Linked DNA regions of Homo sapiens: region 2 is linked to region 1. A link is a loop called in an ENCODE intact Hi-C map of the cell type or tissue named here. Cell type or tissue: IMR-90. All regions are shown on one strand. Links, peaks and the distances in the headings refer to the core of each region. The heading gives the core; the rest is flanking DNA.

The links. Peaks named below come from ENCODE experiments on the same cell type or tissue, not always from the same donor. Only the 100,000 strongest peaks of a DNase experiment are listed, where the experiment ranks them.
Region 2: a loop joins it to region 1, with 3.0 times the contacts of the local background. A loop is called at or near these places in 3 of 110 quality-filtered maps.

The regions. Positions count from the first base shown.
Region 1 is chr13:102,766,617-102,773,877 of GRCh38, reverse strand. TEX30 (testis expressed 30) reads left to right here and starts at 92. Exons shown (of 6, transcript NM_138779.5): 1 at 92-196; 2 at 3,792-3,866; 3 at 4,337-4,567; 4 at 5,567-5,618; 5 at 6,400-6,605. The coding sequence starts at 3,852. It overlaps LOC105370337 (a long non-coding RNA gene), which reads right to left. Exons shown (of 3, transcript XR_931685.4): 3 at 5,585-5,652. RefSeq lists a silencer at 1-259 and an enhancer at 1-337. In IMR-90, for the core only: a CTCF peak has its summit at 3,964; no DNase peak of the experiment used is centred there.
Region 2 is chr13:102,648,037-102,655,297 of GRCh38, reverse strand. TPP2 (tripeptidyl peptidase 2) reads right to left here. Exons shown (of 30, transcript NM_001330588.2): 22 at 6,147-6,391; 23 at 5,812-5,890; 24 at 3,901-3,939. Among named protein-coding and RNA genes, the nearest start is that of METTL21C, 43 kb to the left of the region's middle. In IMR-90, for the core only: no CTCF peak of the experiment used is centred there; a DNase peak (open chromatin) is centred at 3,707; H3K27ac peaks cover 165 bases.

The DNA.
Region 1 (7,261 bases), core at 2,142-6,141:
TGGCGGGCTGGGAGACCCACGCTCCCGGCGTGCTCTGCGGCCCGGCCCGCGCACCCGGGGGGCGTGGCCTGCGCGCGCGTGCGTCGTAGCCGAACGCTGTGGCGGGGCAGGCGAGGCGGTCGCTTCGAGCGCGCTAGTCAGCTCCCTGAAGGGAGTGACGGCGGTTGGGTGCCCGCGGCCACTTTTGCCTTCCCGGGTAAGTGCGGCGGTGGCGGTTGGCGCCGCCGGCTGACGGGCGGCTTCCTGGGAGACGGGGAGAGCACCCGGCAGGCCCGCCTGAGACGTTTGAGGCTCGCGGGCGTCACTCCTCAGGGGCGTCTGGTCCGAGCCGGGAGGCGTTCCGCTAAGTTCGGTGCCCGCGGGCACCAGCCGGTGGGGGCTTCGTCCGCTTTGCCGGGTAGGAGGGCGGAATGTGGGGTTGGTACGGGCGGGGAGAGCCGGACGGGGCCAACCTGGACCACGTCAGCCAGTCCCGGGTGACTGGCTCGAAGTAGCCTCGGAGTTGAGAGGGGTCGACCGGGGCAGCCCGCGGCGCAGCCCCGGCAGCGCGCATTTGCGGAGAGAACGGATCCCGTGCCCCGAGCGCCGCCGAGCCCCGCACGCCCGTGAGACCCGCTTTGAATTTTCTCTCCATGTTTGCTGGGGTTGTTGACCCGACCCCCCGTAAGACTCGGACTCAACGTTTTTGTTTGCCCCACGACAGCCAGCTTAATGCTGTGGACGTAACAGGGCACGAACGTTTGTAACTGAAAGTTGAAGGGGCTGTGGCGTCTCCGTCCCGTGGCGTGGGAGGTGATCGCCCAGCCCTTGTGAGTAGTTGTCGTCCTAGAACTCCGCCGACCGCCTAGCCGGTGGAGCCGGCGCTCCGGACGCCACTAGAGCTGGCGTTTCGTGGGCGCAGCACCTCTAGCCGGTCATCTTCACCATCGCCATTGAGGGCACTGAGGCCGGGCCAGGCTTCAAACCCTGCCCTCTCTGAACCTGAAGCCAGAGATGAAAACCCAGACGACAGTGGCCTGGCACGGTGGCTCACGCCTGACCCCAGCACCATGGGAGGCCGAGGCGGGTGGATCACCTGAGGTCAGGAGTTCAAAACCAGCCTGGCCAACATGGTGAAACCCCGTCTCTACTAAAATTAGCTGGGCGCGGTGGCGGACGCCTGTAATCTCAGCTACTCGGGAGGCTGAGGCTGGAGAATCTCTTGAACCCGGGAGGCAGAGGCTGCAGTGAGCCGAGATCGCGCCGCTGCACTCCTGCCTGGGGGACAGAGCAAGACTCTGTCTCAAAAAAACAAACCCAGATGACCTAGAGCAGGTTGCTTGGGGATTGCATTATGGGGCATTTTCCGTGTTTCTGAAGAAAACCAGCATGTGTGCAGCTGCCGTGAAGAACACACTGTGCATCGTGAAGTCTGAAAAGAAGTAAAGCAGACCGGGAGAGGTGGCAAACGCCTTGGGATCCCAACGGTTTGGGAGGCCAAGGCAGGGGGTATCGCTTGAGCCCGGGAGTTCAAGACCAGCCTGCGAAACATAGGGAGACCCTCGTCTCTACAAAAACATTTAAAAATAATAAGCGGGCGTGGTGGTGAGCGTCTGTAGTCCCACCTACTCAAGAGGCTGAGGCGAGAGGATCGCTTGAGCTCAGGAGTTCGAGGATTCAGTGAGCTTATGATTGCGCCACTCAATTTTCCGGCCTGTCCGCCGGAGCGAGAACCTGTCTCAAAAAAAAAAAAAATAGGGAAGCATTCTAAATTAAGATAGTGGTTGTTTACATGCATCTAAATTTACTCCTTCATGAAGTTTCACTAAACTTACATTAAGGCTATTTAAAAACAAACATGAACCTCCAGCAATGGGAGAATAGGAAAGGAAACGCTGGCAATCAAATAGCGGGCTCCAAAACATGTATGGCTTAGCAAACCCTGTATTAACCACAGAATCTTCAAACTGCACGGAAACTGGCAGCACTGGACAGCGGTGGTACTGGGAATGAAGGTGGTGTGGTGCAGAAGGTGGGTGTAAGGAGCTTAAAGAAAGATGATTTAGGTGAAATCTGAGAAGCAATTGGATATCCAGATCCCCTTCCCCATTTCACCTGTTGGGTGACTGCCTTTCCCCTTGTTAGAAGACTGGATGGAGGCTTATTCTCTTGAGAAAGTAAAACAGAGGATCTTTGAACTGAGAAACCCAGGCATAATTGTGGGGCTGCATGTATGAAGATAGGGACACTGAAGCTTGAAGTCTTTCATCTCCTTTGTCTCACTCAACTTCCAAAACTTTTGCAGTCAGATCAGACTAATGCTCTCCAGGCTGAAATAAGAGAATTCTACACGCTCACACACACAGATGGGGAAAGGTACATAATAAGTTGCTTATGGTGGTTTCTAGGAAGTGAAAGGAACTTGGTGGTTGGGGGAAGAGTGTGTGGAAACTTCTGTTTACATTGTCTTTTAAAATGTACCATGTACACACGATACCTATTCAAAAATGAAATGTATTCTTCACCTCAGGAAGATCTATGAAAAACATATTCTGTAAATTATGAACAAATACTTTGACTTCTGTTTACATTTTTTTAATGTACCGTGTGCACATGATACCTATTCAAAAATGAAATGTATTCACCTTGGGAAGTTCTATGAAAAAATTCTGTAAAAAATTATGAACAAACCCTTTGACACAGCGATTCCTTCCCCAGGAATTTATCTTATAAATACACTTACATCGTGTGAAAATAAGTACAGTGCTATGTGGAAGGATAAGTAAGAAGCAGATAATATTGGTTACCTTTGGAGAGGGGAATCTGATGTCAAGTCAAGAGTGGAATGAGTGAGACTTTTTCACTACATATTCTTGGTACCTTTTGAACTTTAAACCATGTTATTGTTACCTATTGAATGAATGAATAAATAAATGTTAATGGGAAAAATGGGTGAGTAATGGAGATCCTGATGTTGGTAATGTCTTAAACAATACAAGAGCTCTTAACATAGGAAGGAATGCTGCATAACAACCCCAAAATTTCAGTGGCTTACATTTTATGCTCATGGATCTTCAGATCAGCTGTTGGTCAGATGTTGGTTAGACTAGTCTGGACTCCAGACTTCAGTTTTGGGTTCAGTTCTGTTCCGTGTGTCTTCATTTTGAGACCCAGGCTGAAAATGCAAAACCACCTAGAGCATGTTTTTCTCATGGCTGAGGGTGAAAGTTCAAAAGGGCTTCTGGAAGTTTGCCATGCCTCAGCTCAGAAGTCACACATTGAAATGTCTACCTACATTCCATTAGTTAAAACAAGTTACGTAGCCAAGTCCAAAGTAAACAGGGTGAAGACATATATACTCTGCCTTCTAGCAGCACTGTGAAGTTCCATGACAAGATGTGGATGGGTAGGCTTGGGAACTATAATGATGAAGAAAATGGGTTAATGGAAAGATGCTGAAAAATTAAGTTTAGGATAGTTGGTTTAGAATGAAGATTCTTACAAAAATGTGTATTTATACATTTTACATTACCATATTTTGACAAGATACAGCATCCTACTTTGATATGAATTACCTTACAGTTTCCATGTCAAAGTATCACCTTTGTTTTATCTTCTATAACATCTACCAACCCTGCACCTGGCCCTCTAACCAATTCTGAGTGCCCGTAGAAAAATGTACATGTAAAGACACCAGATTTTAGGGAAGTAATTCTAAATGTTTATTTTAGCTACTGAATGTGTTCATTCATAGTTTTTGTGTCATATCCATGTCTGCCAACTCACCTTTCACAACAGAATCTTCTTTTCAGGGAGATGTCCTTTGCTTCTCAGATGTAAATGCACTTTAAGTTTGTTATTCAACAGTGAAAATGAGTCATACAGAGGTAATATTTTCGTATGTTCTGCATCTTCAGGGTTCCTGGTTTTTTGTTTGTTTGTAATTATGTGGCTTCAGAGTAATTTTATTTTCAACTTTCACTGTGGGAGGCAGTATAGCATAAGTGGTTAAGAGCGAGGAATCTAGAGCAGACTACCCTGAGTTTAAATCCTAGCTAGCGGCTATATAACCTTGGGCAAGTTACTTAATCTGCTGTGCCTTATCTATAAAATGGGGATAATGATAGTGCTTGCCTCACAGAATTGTTAGAAAAGTGAAATAAGTTAATACATATAAAGCACTTATAATAATACCCGACACAGTAAGCACTTAACTACTATTATTAATATCACTACTTTTTATTTGGAGGCTATGACTTGAATTATGAGCCTCACAGAGCAAACATATATATAGCTGTTCAGTTGTCTTAATAGGCAAGAAAGTAATTTTTGATCCCTTTATTCTCTTGAATTCCAGGTTAAATTAAAAATACCTTTTGGAAATAAATTACTAGATGCTGTTTGTTTGGTACCTAACAAGAGCTTAACATATGGAATAATTCTTACACATGGAGCATCAGGAGATATGAATCTTCCTCATTTGATGTCACTGGCATCCCATCTTGCATCTCATGGGTTTTTCTGCCTGAGATTTACCTGTAAAGGCCTTAATATTGTACATAGAATTAAGGCGTATAAATCAGTTTTGGTAAGAAAATTTCTTTATATTTACTTATAACAGAATTCTGTTTGAAATCCTTAATAAATGTAAGATAAATTTTATTAGTCATCTGGTTTAATTTAAAAAATCTTTGAATGAGTGTATTCTTAGAAAACTCAGCAGTACATGAAAGCTTTTTAGTCGTCAGATTTCCCTTGTCATCAGTTTCCATGGAGATGAATGCTTACATCATAAATGTTCCTCCGTGATATTGCCAAGGAAGCTACTTATGATTTTTCTCCCTGGAATTATGTAACTTTAGCACATCATTTTGGCATTCTAGAATATTTCATCTACCATACTATGCATGTATAAATATGATACTGTTTTCTGTATATGTTATTTAGAAACCTTGCTTAAAATCCTGGATAACACTAAAGTTTCTCTAAATCAAGCTTGTCCAACCCATGGGCCACATATGGCCCAGGACAGCTTTGAACGTGGCCCAACACAAGTTTGTAAACTTACTTAAAACATTATGAGATTTTTTTTGCAATTTTTTTTTAAGCTTATCAGGTGTCATGAGTGTTAGTGTATTTTATGTGTGGCACAACACAGTTCTTCCACTGTGGCCCAGAGAAACCAAAAGATTGAACACCCCTGATCTAAATAATTTCAAGCTTACTAATAAGTTTTTTAGAACTTTAGATGTTAACATTATCAAATTTGGTATTAGTTGGAAGCCTTTGCTGGCCTTTTTAAAAAATAATTCTCTAAAAAATAGTTTAGTGCTTAAATATTTTAGTAAAGGTAGATTGACTTTTTTTCTCACATATTTGCCTGTATTACCTAACATGTGATTTAATAGTGAAGGCATGACCAGAAGAGGAAGGACTGCTTACTTCTTTTAAGAAAAATCCCTTAAGATTTTCTGGTTATCTTTGCATAGATTTTCATACATTTCAGTAATGATGAGAAACAATATATCTTGCCTTTCCAGTGGAATATTTTATAGGTGAAGAACTGATGATTTTTTTATTTTTCTAGAATTACCTGAAGACATCAGGAGAATACAAACTTGCAGGTGTTTTTCTTGGAGGTAAGTGCAATACTTGTGAATACTTGTTAATTACCTGTTTTAATATAGGAATAGGTAATGGAGAATTAAAATTAGTTGATCATAGGAAGCTAATTTAAGGATTTTTTTTGTTGTTTTGGTAAGTCACCTTTTTAATGTTAAAGCACTTTATATACTTAGAGCAAACTTGAACCTCATGTATATGTATTATAATCTGAGCCTCTCTCCTTTTATTCATATCCCTGAATCATCATCCTGCATATGATGATTCCTTTACAATGATTGTCCTTGTCCTTTTAAGTGTTCTTTAGAAAAATAATTGCCTTTTATTTTTTTAGCATTTAAGATCAATTTTTAGCTTTTTTTTTGAGACAGAGTCTTGCTCTGTCACCCAGGCTGGAGTGCAGTGGCGCCATCTCGGCTCACTGCAGCCTCCACCTCTGGGATTCAAGTGATTCTCCTGCCTCAGCCTCCCAAGTAGCTGGGACTATAGGTGTGCACCACCATGCCTGGCTAATTTTTGTGTTTTTAGTAGAGATAGGGTTTTGCCATGTTGGTCAGGCTGGTCTCAAACTCTTGACCTCAGGCAGTCTGCCCACCTAGGCCTCCCAAAGTGCTGGGATTACAGGTGTGAGCCACCGTGCCTGGCCTGGTATTGCAACTTGTTAATTGCTGCCTTTTGGAGTTAATTTGTTGGTAAACAGATATGATGAACAGTAAAAGATCCAATTTGCCACACCATCACTGCTACTTTATGTGAAAGTTTATATTTCAAACTGAACTTAATTTTAATTGATTTTAGGTCGTTCAATGGGCTCAAGAGCAGCTGCTTCTGTAATGTGTCACATTGAGCCAGATGATGGTGATGATTTTGTTCGGGGTCTCATTTGTATTTCTTACCCACTGCACCATCCAAAGCAGCAGCATAAACTCAGAGATGAAGACCTCTTTCGTTTAAAAGAGCCTGTACTGTTTGTGTCAGGCTCAGCAGATGAAATGTGTGAAAAGGTGAATTATAACTCAATGTTTGTGTCAATGAAAGAGAATGAAAGGCAGACATATCTTGGGAGCAAGATACTTCTGGCAACAGTGTCTTTTAAAAATTGCTAATTTGACTAATGCTAGTTTTGTGTCCTGGTTACTCTGTTGCTTTTGAGAACCTAAAAATATAAGTATAGTGACAAAATTTGTATCCCTGGAAATAGAGTTGGTAAATATGACCCTTACTTGGAAAATGAAGGATTAATATCTGAATCATCTGATTTTGGGATTACTACACTATAGATTTTTTTAATCATTTCAACATTCAGGCAGAGTATTTGTTATAAAATTGATTCTTGAGAAAGGGTTGGCAATGTCTACACATTACTAAATATTAGCCCAATATTATGAAACAACTTTATATTCCCCAGGGCATATAATTTGCTTGGGAAAAAGATTTTTGGGGGAAGAAATTTTTTTATTCCAATTTATTTTACATTTTATTAGTAATAAATGCTTGATCTGATACTGCTACAGCTGAGAGAAGTGGACTGCCACTTTTACGGACATTTCCTCACACATTCTATTACCTAGAAAGTTGTCTGAGAAAGCATTTAATGAATACTTGGGAATGAATGCCAGTATAGGCAGGGGAGAGAGGACCTTTTATTAAATATCAACAG
Region 2 (7,261 bases), core at 2,146-6,145, 120 kb after region 1:
CTCCCGCAAATAGGATTTTTAGGAGCATATACGACACAAATATTCCCATTTTAAATATTTTCACCAACACAATTTCGGGGTATAAAATGATGTAACAGTAAACAACAGGAACTATGGTTGTAGTTCTAATAGTATTCCAACACAAAATAATAATCCTATCTCCACACTGACTCATTTAAAGCACAGAAAACCACTTTGATGTCAGATAACCATATAAATCCATTTGTAGCCACTGGCTGTCATTCTCCCTCTGAGGTCAGGGGGCCAGAACCTGTAAACAAAGGCCTCACGTGAAACATGAGACTGGGAAAAGGAAACAGGTCTATTGCTTGGGCTAGCTCTTTCAGGACCCAGCTGCCTGTCCTGCTCCTCTCCTTCTTGAGGTTCACTCTCTGGGTAGGCACTGCCCTGAGCAAAGCCAAGGTAAGCGCAAAATCTGAGCTGATCTTCTACCACCAAGTTCTTATGGAAACAGACTGCATCAGTGTCATCTGTACAGCAAAGACAACACATCTAGGAATTAAAGGGGCTAAGTGGCCTCCAATATTTACTTTCTGTTAATATAGCTCCATTCTCCATGGAATTGAGCTTCTCTGCCACCCAGTGTGCTAGAAGAGTGGTCTCCAGTCTTTCTCCCTGAGCTTCCCACACCTCCTCACCGTATCAGGGAGAGAGGTATGCTGCTCTTAGGCAGGCAGCCTATGTGTTGTGAGGCACTTCCTCCTCAGACTCAGAGGTATTTGCTATTGTTTTAGTACAGAAGAGAAAAGAGAATTGAATTTAAAATGAACAATCTATTAAAATTAATTTAGGATTTACAATTAATTCTAACAAAGACCTATCAAAAGTGGGAAAAAAGATATCCTAGTAACCTTAGACTATCATTAAAAGCAAAAAAAGAGACAAAGAAAGTTTATGATGAATTATCTTAGTGAAACAAAAATCAAGGTTTTGTAATCAGCATTTTACATGTTAAATATATCAAATTAACAATTATAAATGTTAGTGTAATCCTACAAGATGTTTCAGGACAGGGAATTTTTTATTAGTAAAAATTATAAACCTGGTAGTTTTAATTTCTAATCAAAAGAAAAATGGCGCTATTTTCACTTGCTGTATCACAATAATTTCTTCTTTGTGCCAATAAATATTAATATTTTTATGACAATTCTCAAGGGGTTAACATAGTACCAATTTAATAGAAATAATTTTGTACCTTTATTCTTGAGAAATCTTGATTATGGTTTAAAAAGACAGTCAAGAAGAATCTTCAGAGCAGAAATGCTATGAAGATTTCTCTACAGTATATATTTAATGTTAAGTTTAGAAAAAAGGCATTCCAGCTATTCATGAAGTATTTCAACAGTGTTCAAACTGAACAGTGTTATTCAGAAAGTCAAACTCACCTGCCAAACCAATAACTACTCTTTGGGCAACACAACGCACTATAAGTTAAATTGTGGTTCAAAATGGCAATTTCTTTAGTTCTTAAAATTGTTAGTAACTGAATACTCAAAAATTTAAAAGCTTCACATAAACTATTTTTAAAATTTATATCATATTTGAATGCTATTTATGATCTGTTAAAAGTGACAATATTCAGGCTGGGTGCAGTGGCTCATGTCTGTAATTTCAGCATTTTGGGAGGCTGAGCCAGGAGGATCGTCCGAGGCCGGGAGTTTTAGACCACCTTGGGCAACATACGTAGTAAGACCTCTCTCTATAAAAAGTAAAAATTAGCCAGGCATAGTGGCACACGCCTGTAGTCCCAGCCACTCTAGGGAGGCTGAGGTGGGAGGATCACTTGAGCCCAGGAGCTGGAGGCAACAGTGAGCTACGATCATGCCACTGTACTCTAGCCTGGAGTGTAGAGTGAGACTGTCTCTTAAAAAAACATACAAACAAACAGAAAATATATTATTGCATTTTACAAGGAATTTTAAAAAGGGTGACATACCGTTTCAAATCAAGTCACTGAAACCCAGAGGAAAAAATCTATTAAGAATTATATACAAAATGCTATTTATCTTAATCAACCGGAAATTATACATGTATTTTTTTCTTTGTAATGTGACTATAAAACTGTAATACTAATTATTTCTAAAATAAGAGCTTTATTGTGTACTTGCATTGAAGACAGAAAGGAACGAGCAGAGATAACTCTAGCTGCCAAGTTCTTCAAATGAAGCTTTACTAATCACCAAGTAAATGCCTTCCTATTCATTCAGTGTTTTCCTAACTATACAACCTAATTCAAACAAAATCTACCCAAACTTGCAAAAGGTCAACAAAAATAAGAAGAAAAATAATTGGCTATGGCCTTCGTGATAAGTGCCTTCTATTTTTAATAGATTCCTAGAATACCTATTCCTTGTTCTCTAAAGCAGTAACTTGCAAACTATTTTTACAATGTCCCAAAGATATACACATTAATACATAAAATGAAATTACAATTTTATGAGTCTGATGAACTGACATTTCCTATTTTAAAAAAATGCTGTTTTTATCCCATTACGTGGCCCCCAAACGGTCAAGACACCCAGTTGAGAAATACTGATCTTTAGATCTTTCTCCAGAAAGATGATTCCTAGTATCTGTATTTTGTTTGGACAAATTATTTACTATTATGTAATAATATGGACATTTCAGAAGACATTTTAATAAAGGATAAGCTGTTATAGAATGGTGATTCCCCAGTTCCATATCACTACTAATTAACAAGTATACATTAGGACATTACTGATTTTCCCACTGTAATTCTTTCTGTTTAAAAAGAAATCATGAAAATGTTGAATGACGTAGCACGTCTTCACCAGAAAGCTTATTAAATATGTGGTCCCTTTTATATATATATATATATATATATATATATATATATATATATATATATATATATATATGTATGTATGTTTTGTTTTGAGACAGGGTCTCACTCTGTCACCCAGACTGGAGTGCAGTGGTGTGATCTCAGCTTACTGCAGCCTCCACCTCCCAGGCTCAAGCGATCTTTCCACCTCAGCCTCCAATAGAGTAGCTGGGACTATAAGTGTGTGCTACCACGCCTGGCTAATTTTTGCATTTTTTTGTAGAGACAGGGTTTCACCATGCTGCCCAGGCTGGTTTCAAACCGCTGAGCTCAAGGGATCTGCCCAACTTGCCCTCCCAAAGTGCCGGGATTACAGGCATGAGTCACTGCGCCTGGCCCTAAAATATATTTATAGCAGACATTTTCTTTTCTGAGTTAAATCTGGCCCCAGCAGTAAATCAAAGATTGCTTAATATGCTGCAGAGAGGCTGATCAGACCACTTAGTAGCGATGGGCTTAAAATCTGTGTTCTTAGCATAAGCTTTAATTGTCAGTGAACAGTCCTTATTTCTGTTCCTGCTACATCCATTGATCTTTATTGTTTCTCTTCTTTCAGAACCAGAATGGATACAAGAGCAGGGAATAAAGTTCGCTTTAAAAAGCTGCAACATTTTATTAATCAAATCACCCAATTTAAAAGTGCTTTTAGACTTTAAAAATAAGTGCTTTAGCTTATATGGCTAAAAAAAAAAAATTATCACATCCATCTCTCTATAAAATTGTAAATATGAAAAATTTCAAATATTGCTACTTGTTATCATATCTGTAGCAAGAAATGAATAGCATTAAAATTTTTGTATACACAGAGAAAATGAGTCATCCAGGAATTTATGGTGGGGAAAAAAAAAAAAACCTTTAGAAAAGCAGTATGTCAACAATGCTTCTAAGTACAGCTAAGAGCACTATACTTTAGAATGCAAAGAAAGGAAACTAAGGGAGACTTATTAAAAAAAAGGTTTATAATAGTGACAGAAAAAAGTTTAATATGCAAATAAGGCTTTAAGACATCTTTTTTAAGAACTGACAATCAGTACCTTTTTAAATTTTCCTTGTCGTTTTGCTGCAGACTGCCCCTGGGAGTTAGAACGACATTCTGTAAGAAAACATGCATAATCTACACAGGATGGAGACAGAACCTCTGTCTAATTGTCTTTCAGTTTATGTTCCACCTGTGTTACACCACTTAGAAGGCTCAGGTCTGTGATTAAGATGGCATGCTTTTAAAGAAAGCAACATTGCCACTTTCATTCCTTACATAAGAAAAAGTACTCAAATATGTTATTACTAAGAGTACATGTCAACTTCTTATTGAAAAATTTAGTAGATCAAAATCTATTGCTTATAAAAGCATTTCTTAAAATAGTAAATTTAGTTGATGGTCTAGTCTGATTAAAGGGTACCACAACAACCCCATTGCCTATGCATTCTTATAAAAAGCAACAAAGTTACTGTGAAAGTCAAAGTGAAGTGAAAGTTACCTTCCCAACTACCAAAAAACAAGAAAACGCTAAACCACTGAGAAAAGATTACATAAACAATGTGATGGAAGTTATAATGAACTCAACAGCTTTAAGTTACTGCTTTCTCCCAGGAAGGTCTCCCTTGATAAATAGCTACCATAGTTAACACCACATATTTATAATTTAATTTCACAATTGTCTCCTAAAACAATGTAACTGGGAAGTAGTAACTATTTCTGAATTGCTAAAAGCCCACTTTTACTAATAATGCTTTTCTGTTATACTCTTCACAAGTAAGCAGACTCTTCAAAGTGTCATCTGTCATCTGAACGAAAATTCACAGCTGACGCCCAATAGCTGGAGCAGCTATGCTTCCTGTGAAATGAAATCTACAAAAAAAACTACCAGGGTTTCTTAAATCAGTGCATGTATTAATTACAAACCATTAACTATTGATTTACTTCAAATTATACTAAAGTACGTATGTATAAACAGTATAAACTGAAATGAGACCCAAGAAATGTCAGGGTAGGCAACTTTCTAAGCACAAGTTTCCCCAATTATGCTTCAATGACAGTAAATAAATGGCTTTTGGTTCAATAGTGGCAAAAAATAAATATAATTCTTAAGATGTATGAGAACTACTCATTTTGATAACAGCATTTATGTAGCAGGCTTACTTAGCTCTGTAAGAAGTAATAGTACAGAGAAATGCAAAACTGTTAAGAATGACAACTTTTACTGGCATTGAGCTAAAATGATTATTATGACAAAAGGTGATAGATCTATATAAACATCATTCTCATAATAAATTTGTAATGAAAACATAGAAGGAAAAAACAAAAACAGGTAGGTACTTATAAAACTGTAACATATATGTCTAAAGTACAACAACCAGAAACATATTTCTAAAAAAAGCATCATTTTGAAATTAAAAGGCAATACCAAAAGAAACATCTCATATTTTCCTACTTAACCATGTGAAATTCCAATGAGATAGGTCTGTAGAAGTGTGAAGAAACATGTTTTAGGGTAATTGTTCTGACTACTTTTTAAAAGCACCCCAAGATAATCTGATTTATTCCTATGTCCATAATCTTATATGGACAACCAATCTTATTGGTTAAATTTCTATAACATGTTCTAATCTTAAATATCACATGTATTTAAGCCAAGTTTGATTTGTATTTACATGTTTCACAGGAAGTTCAAGTGTATTAGCCGTAGGAGGTAAGACAGGTTCAGGGCCTGAGTACTGTAGGCTTGTGAAAAAGAAGCCTAAATATTTCAAAAGTAGCATACATTTTAAAAGACAACTAAATATTAACTGACTTTCACTAGTAACCTGGGAAAAAAGGATTAAATTTTTTTCCCCAAGAGTATATCTTCTCTTTTATCCATTCTGAAATGTGGAATTAATTCTTATCTTTAAAGAAATGAAATTTTTTAATAGGTAATTTCAGTGTTTAAAAAACTAATACTTACAGCTTTCTTTCCTAGTTCAGTCTTTGACAATGTTAAGGATCCTGCAAGATAGCATCCAGGTCCTGCCCCTTTAGGTATTCTAAACAAGAGAATTCAAAGAGAAAAAAAGCAACAAAAGAGAAAGTTTCACAAAGACAAGTAAGGGGAAAAACATGAAAACAATTCCACACTGAATTCATTCCCATAGCTAAGACTTCAAAAATCAAAGGAAGAAATACTTCAGCCAAAAAAAAAATGACTACATCCTCTAAATTTAGCCTAGATGTCATAAACTGACATTAAAAGGACTACAGTGTATACGATGGGCAGTAAGTATAAGCAATGTTATCACTTACTTATCATCAGGTAAGGAAGTAACAAAGAATGGCTGGTTATATTTGGGTGGTAATGTCAAATTGCTTGATTTCTTCTTCCCTAGAAGTGCAAAACTATGATTTTCATGAATATCTAAGCTCAAGGTATTAGACAATCTATGAGAAACAATAAATGGAAGGTCTTTAAGGCGTTCCAAATCACTGATTTGCTCATGGCGAATCTGTAGTCGAATTGTATAATCTCCTTTCTCCAGTTTCAAAGAATACTGAAAAAGAAAAACAACATTTGGGAAAAGTTAAGTTTAACCAAGTCAACGGAAATCACTGAAAGAGGATAAAGTGAAAGTTACCATTCACAGACTTGTTCATAATATGTGAGGTACAGTGCAAGGAACTAACTATCCAGACGTTCATATAACACATAAAGTCCCTAGTACGCTGGTGAGCAGACAGGATCAGGGACATCAAGTGACTTGCCTAACATCACACAGAGTAAAGTATAAGAGAGCTGAAGTCAGGTCTGACTTCAAAGCCCTCATTCTTTCCAGAACGACAGAATACTCCCACACTTTTAGCAAAACTCAGTGTCTGCTTGAGAATGACAAAAGCAGTGATTTTCTAGTTCATGGGTCCCTCAGAGACATATAAGAAACACTACCAAAAAAATGAGCAAAATTGAGGCACCATAGAATATCTAGGACAAATACACACACACACACACACACACACACACACACACACACGTGTAACTTATGACTACTGGTAATCCTTATTTCCTTTTAGAGAGGGGGACTCACTATGTTGCCCAGGCTGAAGTGCAGTGGCTGTTAACTGGTGCAATCATAGTGCACCATAGCCTAGAGCTCCAGGGCTCAAGCGATCCTCCCACCTCAGCTTCCTGAGTAGACGGGATCACAGGCATGTGCCACCATGCCCAGCTGATCTTCAAATTACAACCAAAATGTCACTCCTTTATTACAGACAGGAAAAAAACAGGAAACCAATAGAGATCAAGGGATACAAATCTATTATCCACTTAACAGGTTCAAGAGGAAGAGATGCTGTATCCTGTGTCAGCCACTTTTTCTGAGATTTAAAAAGTAACCAAAATAATAGCACTGCAGTAGGCCAGTCTG